2 separate regions of the Homo sapiens genome follow, and region 2 is linked to region 1. A link is a contact called in ENCODE Hi-C or POLR2A ChIA-PET data. All regions are on one chromosome and are shown on one strand. Each heading gives the region's core, a stretch centred on a gene start or an enhancer-like site at or near the end of the contact. The rest is flanking DNA. Distances are from core to core; before and after follow the strand shown.

Region 1 (2,957 bases), core at 124-2,623:
CTACTCATTTACTTTCCTTTGCCTGGTGGCCTCCAAGTTGTCTGTGTGCATTCTTGGGCATAGGTCGGACTACCTTTGGGAGGAACTTAGTTTATAGTTTGAAACAAAGATGATAACAGCCCTTTCCCAAAACAAACCCCCTTCCTGCCTGGGGATGAGAGGGCCTTTGTAGGACTAACAAATTAGCCACAAGATTAGAAATAAGGGTTTAGGAGTCACACAGGCGGAGGCTGCAAGATTCTAAGCCTCCCCAAATTGTTTTTGGGGATAACGTCACTATTGTAAAACCCAAGACCAGCGCTTGAGATACTTTGCAAACCCTGCACTTGATGGATCAGCTGGCACCACCCAGATCGATAGACTGGCTCATCTGGTCTTGTGGGCCCCACCCAGGAACTGACTCAGTGCAGGAAGACAGCTTCAACTCCCTATGATTTAATCTCCTTCCTGACCAGTCAGAACTCCTTATTCACCGGCCCCCTACCCACCAAATTATCCTTAGAAACTCCGATCCCTGAATTCTTGGGGAGACTGATTTAATAATAAAACTCTGGTCTCCCACACAGCTGGCTCTGTGTGAATTACTCTTTCTCTATTGCAATTCCCCTGTCTGGATAAGTTGGCTCTGTCTAGGCAGCAGGCAAGGAGAATCTGTTGGGCACTTATAGCTTTGTGTCCTTGGGCTATGTTCTTAGCCTTCCTGTGACTCATTTTATCCACTGTACACAGGGATGTAACTGAATTGAGGATGAATTTTTTTTTTCTTTGAGGCAGAGTCTTGCTCTGTCACCAGGGCTGGAGGGCAGTGGTGTGATCTCTGCTCACTGCAACCTCCGTCTCCCAGGTTCAAGCGATTCTCCTGCCTCAACCTCCTGAATAGCTGGGATTACAGGCATGTGCCACCATGCCTGGCTTATTTTTGTATTTTTAGTAGAGTCCGGGTTTCACCATGTTGGCCAGACTGGTCTTGAACTCCTGATCTCAGGTGATCCGCCCGTCTCGGCCTCCCAAAGTGCTGGGATTACAGGCAAAAGCCACTGCGCCTGGCCAAGGATGAACTTTGTTAATGCGTGAAAGGCGCTGAGAGCAACACCTGACACGCGTTATATGAAAACAACAAATTCTGGGTGTCTTTGCATCCATCTGAGCAGAGAGACGGCTGTGTCTGGAGCCAGCCCAGGGAGGCAGGAGGCGTTCCCTGACATGACATCTCAACAGTGTCTTCCAGCCTTGATTTCTCCACTTGTAAAATGAAAGAGATCATATACTAGTTAGTGAAACCTTTGGCAATCTCAGATGAAATGTGTGATGAGGATGCAGAGTGTTATTGTAATTCCACGATTACAATCTCTGCAGAGCCGGGAGGCAGGAGGCTGGCGGGATACCACTGCCTACACACATACCTGAGGAGTTTTCTGTGTGTCTGTGAGGTTTCTATTGAAAACAAGATTCACAAAGGGAAAATCACCACCAGTCCTGGCCCCGCATAAAAGATAACAAGGAGAAGATAGAGCCTGAAATACCAGGGAGGTGAGACACAAAGAGTCAGTTAATAAATCCATCGAAAGCCCGTCCCCAAACACTGAAGCCAAATTTCATCTTGGAACACTTTGCATAACAAGCAATTTAAGGTAAGGCGGACCCCCGAGAGCTACAGAACGTTTAAATGATGGGCAAATATTTCTGTTTGGTTGTTAGGAGAAATGACTTTTTGAACTCCAGTCTTTGAGTAAAACATGTTTGACCAGCTATAAACAGATTCAAACTATTTGCTTTTGCGGGGCTCCCATTTCATTTTCATGAGGTTAGAGAGTGGCAGGAGATCACTTCGTGAGACAACAGGTTGTAAAGGTTGAAGCTGGTAGCTACGGTACTGAATTGACTGAAAAATACACCACAACCCACACTGCTGTTGAGCCCATTCCGTTGGATGAGAGGACTTGCAATAGGAGTGCTGGCTTCCATCCCTGTCTGCAGGGGAATGTTGGCACCAGAGATGAACAGTGGGCCGTTGGGAATAGAGAATTGCAATTTTTTAAAGAGATAAGATCTTGCTCTGTTACTCAGGCATTTGAAAATGCTTCTCAAAAGACATCATGAAGATAAGCCACAGAGGCTGTCATCCCAGAACTTTGGGAGGCCAAGGCTGGAGGATGGCCTGTGCTCAGGAGTTCAAGACCAGCCCGGGCAACATAGTGAAACCCCATCTCTACAAAAAATAAAAAAATTATCTGGGGATGGTGGCACATGCCTGTAGTCCCAGCTACTTTGAAGGCTGAGGTAGACGATCGCTTGAGCTCAGGAGTTTGAGACCAGCCTGTGCAACAGAGTGAGACCCCATCTCTACAAAAAATACAAAAATTAGCTGCGTGTGGTGGCACATGCCTGTAGTCCCAGCTACTCCAAAGGTTGCGGTGGGAGGATCGCTTGAGCTCAGGTGGTTGCAGCTACAGTGAGCTGTGATCACACCACTACACTCCAGCCTAGGGGACAGAGTGAGAACCTGTTTCAAAAAAATTAAAATAAGCCACAGAATGGAAAGAATATTGGCAGCACATGTATCTGACAAAGGACTTGTGCAGAATATGTAGAGAACTCCTACAAATTAACCCTGAAGAGAACAACTCCTAAAAAATGAACAGAAGATTTGATCAGGCCCCCTCACAGAAGATCTAAGAATGGCCAATGAATACATAAAAGATTCCCAGCCGGGCATGGTGGCTCACACCTGTAGTCCCAGCACTTTGGGAGGCCAAGGTGGGTGGATCATGAGGTCAGGAGAGTGAGACCATCCTAACACGGTGAAACCTCATCTCTACTAAAAATACAAAAATTAGCCAGGCGTGGTGGTGGGTGCCTGTAATCCCAGCTACTCGGGAGGCTGAGGCAGGAGAATCGCTTGAACCTGGGAGGCAGAGCTTAAAGTGAGCCAAGATCATGCCATTGCACTCCAGCCT
Region 2 (2,957 bases), core at 263-2,762, 41 kb after region 1:
AGGGTCTCACTGTCACACAGGCTGGAGTGCAGTGGCTCAATCATAGCTCACTGCAGCCTTAACCTCCTGGGCTCAAGCAATCCTCCTGCCTCACCCTCCTGAGTAGCTGGAACTACAGGCATGCACCACCATGCCCAGCTAATTTTTTGTTGTTGTTATTTTGTAGAGATGTAGACGTCTTGCTATGTTTCCTAGTGTATTAGTCTGTTCTTGCAGTGCTGTAAAGAACTACCTGAAATCAGGTAATTTATAAATAAAAGAGGTTTAATTGACTCACCGTTCCACAGACTATACAGGAAGCATGGCTAGGGAAGGCCTCAGGAAACTCACAATCACGGTGGAAGGCAACGGCGAAGCAGACACGTCTTACATGGACAGAGGAGAAGGAAGAGAAAGAACGGGGAGATGCTACATACTTTTAATCAACCAGATCTCGTGAGAACTCACTCAATATCATGAGAACAGCAAGGGAGAATTCCTCCCCCATGATCCAATCACCTCCCATCAGGCCCCACCTGCAGCACTGGGGCTAACAATTCAACACGAGATTTGGCTGGGAACACAGATGCAAACCATATCACCCAGGCTGGTGTTGAACCCCTGGGCTCAAGCAATCCTCGTGCCTTGGCCTCCCAAAGTGTTGGAATTACAGGCGTGAGCAGCTGCACCGGGCCAGGATGGCTTCTTCTCACAAGGAGTGTCTACTCCCAAACCCAGTGCTGACCTTGTGGCCCTGCTCCATGAAATGCTCCAACACCCACCCACCTTCCAAGCCAGCACCAGGGGAGCTGCCTGGCCCATTGCTCTCCCAACACACATTTCGGCCACCAAGCCCTGGCTCCAAACTTGTCCCTTCACTTTATCCCAGATGCAACACCTGCAAATGGCAGCCGTCCATTGATCCCGACAACAAAAACAGTGAGGCATTGACTTCTCCCAATCTGCCCCCAGCCACAGACCAGATTCAGCTGAAACTGGCATCAGCTGGGTGGGATCCTCTTGAGTGGCTCCTTTTGCCTAACGGGCAGGTTCCAGACAGCCTAGCACGTTTCATCAGGGTTGCCACGACCAGGCCCTGTGGATATCAGCAGGCTTTCCTATTCTCACTGGCCAGTCTCTGGACCGGCCCTGGTCTCCCAGCCACAGCACTTCCTCCTGCATCACCTTTGTGGGTGCCCTTAACAGACGTCTGCACCTTTCCCACCATGTACTTGCAACCTCCCTCCTCTGAGAAGCCCTCCGGTCTCTCTCTGGCTTGCAGCAGGGGGGCTGTGGCTCCTCTAGGCCCCCAGAGCTCCTGCAGCTGCCCCTCCCCTGTTGCAGTCCGCACCTCACCACGCTCCACTTCCTCCTTTCCAAACCTGTTGTTCCCACGGCCCTGTGAGTGCCAGGAAAGATGACACACATCTCCTGTCTCTCTCCCCAGCCAAGACTCTGCCCCACAAACAGGCCTGATGTTTTCACACACCTGGGAGTTACTTTAATCTGCGATGCTGAGACATGCAGACATGGGCATCCCTGCCAGGAAAAAAGGAGTTTACACTCACTGACCCCTGAAAACCGGAGGCAGCCCCCGCAGGGCTGCAGGCGGAAGCACCTGGGTGGGTCATGAGTTAGAGAGATAGGGGACTAGTGCGGCTGTCCCCTTATTCAGACAGCTCTCCAATCAGGAAACCACTGTTATTAAAAGTCCCCTTGCTTATTTCATTTTGCTAAGCCTTACTTGCATGCATCGTGTATCTTTCACATAACATTTCCCCATTTGCTTATGTCACAGGGTTCGCTAACTACAGGCGAGAAAGAAAACATTCCCAATGAGTGCAGACACACGTGCCCTCTATTGTGTTCATTCCGGGTTAAATAATTAGGTTATTGGGAGTCTCTGTTTTTGTCTTTGGTTTTTTTTTAGAGACAGGGTCTCACTCTGTCACCCAGGCTGCAGTGCAGTGGCACAATCACAGCTCACTGCAGCCTCGACCTCCCTGATCTCAAGCAATTCTCCCACCTCAGCCTCCCAAGTAGCTGGGACTACAGGTGTGCACCACCACACTCAGCTAATTATTATTATTATTATTATTTGTAGAGACAGAGTTTCTCCATGTTGCCCAGTCTTCTGGTCTCAAACTCCTGAGCTCAAGCAATTTGCCGGCCTCGGTATTGGTGTTTTAAATGCTCAATGTTACGCAAAAATGCTTGGTGGATTCCCACCCCCCACCCCAATACAATGAAACATGGTATCTCATTCAAAAGCGTTGCCCTACTTGTGACTCCTTTCAAGGAGTGGGTTAGGTTGATTTTTCACTCAGCAATCAGCAATAGAGTTTCAATTCATTATTTTAAACTGCTACATAGTATTCTATAATATGGATATACCTAAATGCATCCAGCTACTCTATAGATGAAAATTTACTTTGTTTCTATTTTCCCCCACTCCAGACAATACTATACCATCCTTGGGTTGTTGTTTTTTCCTCCAGTATAAACCACGCAGTAAAAATCATTCATTTTCCGGCCAGGCTTGGTGGCTTACACCTATAATCCCAGCACTTTCGGAGGCTGAGGTGGGAGGATCACCTGAGGTCAGGAGTTCAAGACCAGCCTCACTAACATTAAAAATACTCTATTAAAAATACAAAAATTAGCCAGGTGTAGTGGCTCCTGCCTATAATCTCAGCTACTTGGAAGGTTGAGGTAGGAGAATCTCTTGAATCTAGGAGGCAGAGGTTGCAGTGAGCTGAGATCTTGCCACTGCACTCCAGCCTGGGTGACAGAGCAAGACTCTGTCTCACACAAAAAAAAAAAAAAAAAAAAAAAAAAAAAAAAAATCATTCGTTTTCCTTGTCCCAAACAGTGCTGCAATAAACATCCTCCTCTATGTTTTTCATGTGTCGTTGGTTTTACTAGTGTAGGACAGATTCCCAAAAGTGAGGTTTCTTGCTAAAGAGCATGCATTTTAA

The links. A loop is a pair of places that touch in the nucleus more often than their neighbours do. ChIA-PET counts read pairs that join two places held with the same protein, here RNA polymerase II (POLR2A). Pooled maps may share reads with other maps.
Region 2: a loop to region 1 is called in a map of natural killer cell, with 2.8 times the contacts of the local background. The contact joins two enhancer-like sites. A Hi-C loop is called at or near these places in 2 of 168 maps with a recorded cell type or tissue (naive thymus-derived CD4-positive, alpha-beta T cell and natural killer cell), 1 of 37 single-sample maps with no recorded cell type and 9 of 50 pooled maps. POLR2A ChIA-PET finds 5 or more read pairs at or near these places in 6 of 52 experiments (K562, Panc1, activated CD4-positive, alpha-beta T cell and 3 more).

What each region holds. Positions count from the first base shown.
Region 1 is chr7:3,107,703-3,110,659 of GRCh38, forward strand. All of the region lies in intron 1 of LOC105375130 (a long non-coding RNA gene), which reads right to left. Among named protein-coding and RNA genes, the nearest start is that of CARD11, 65 kb to the left of the region's middle. Within about 2 kb of position 1,374, at least 3 of the 41 ENCODE cell types and tissues checked have a DNase peak (open chromatin) inside an H3K27ac peak, as active enhancers do.
Region 2 is chr7:3,148,704-3,151,660 of GRCh38, forward strand. It overlaps LOC100129603 (a long non-coding RNA gene), which reads right to left. Exons shown (of 4, transcript NR_126024.1): 3 at 278-365. Among named protein-coding and RNA genes, the nearest start is that of CARD11, 110 kb to the left of the region's middle. Within about 2 kb of position 1,513, at least 2 of the 41 ENCODE cell types and tissues checked have a DNase peak (open chromatin) inside an H3K27ac peak, as active enhancers do.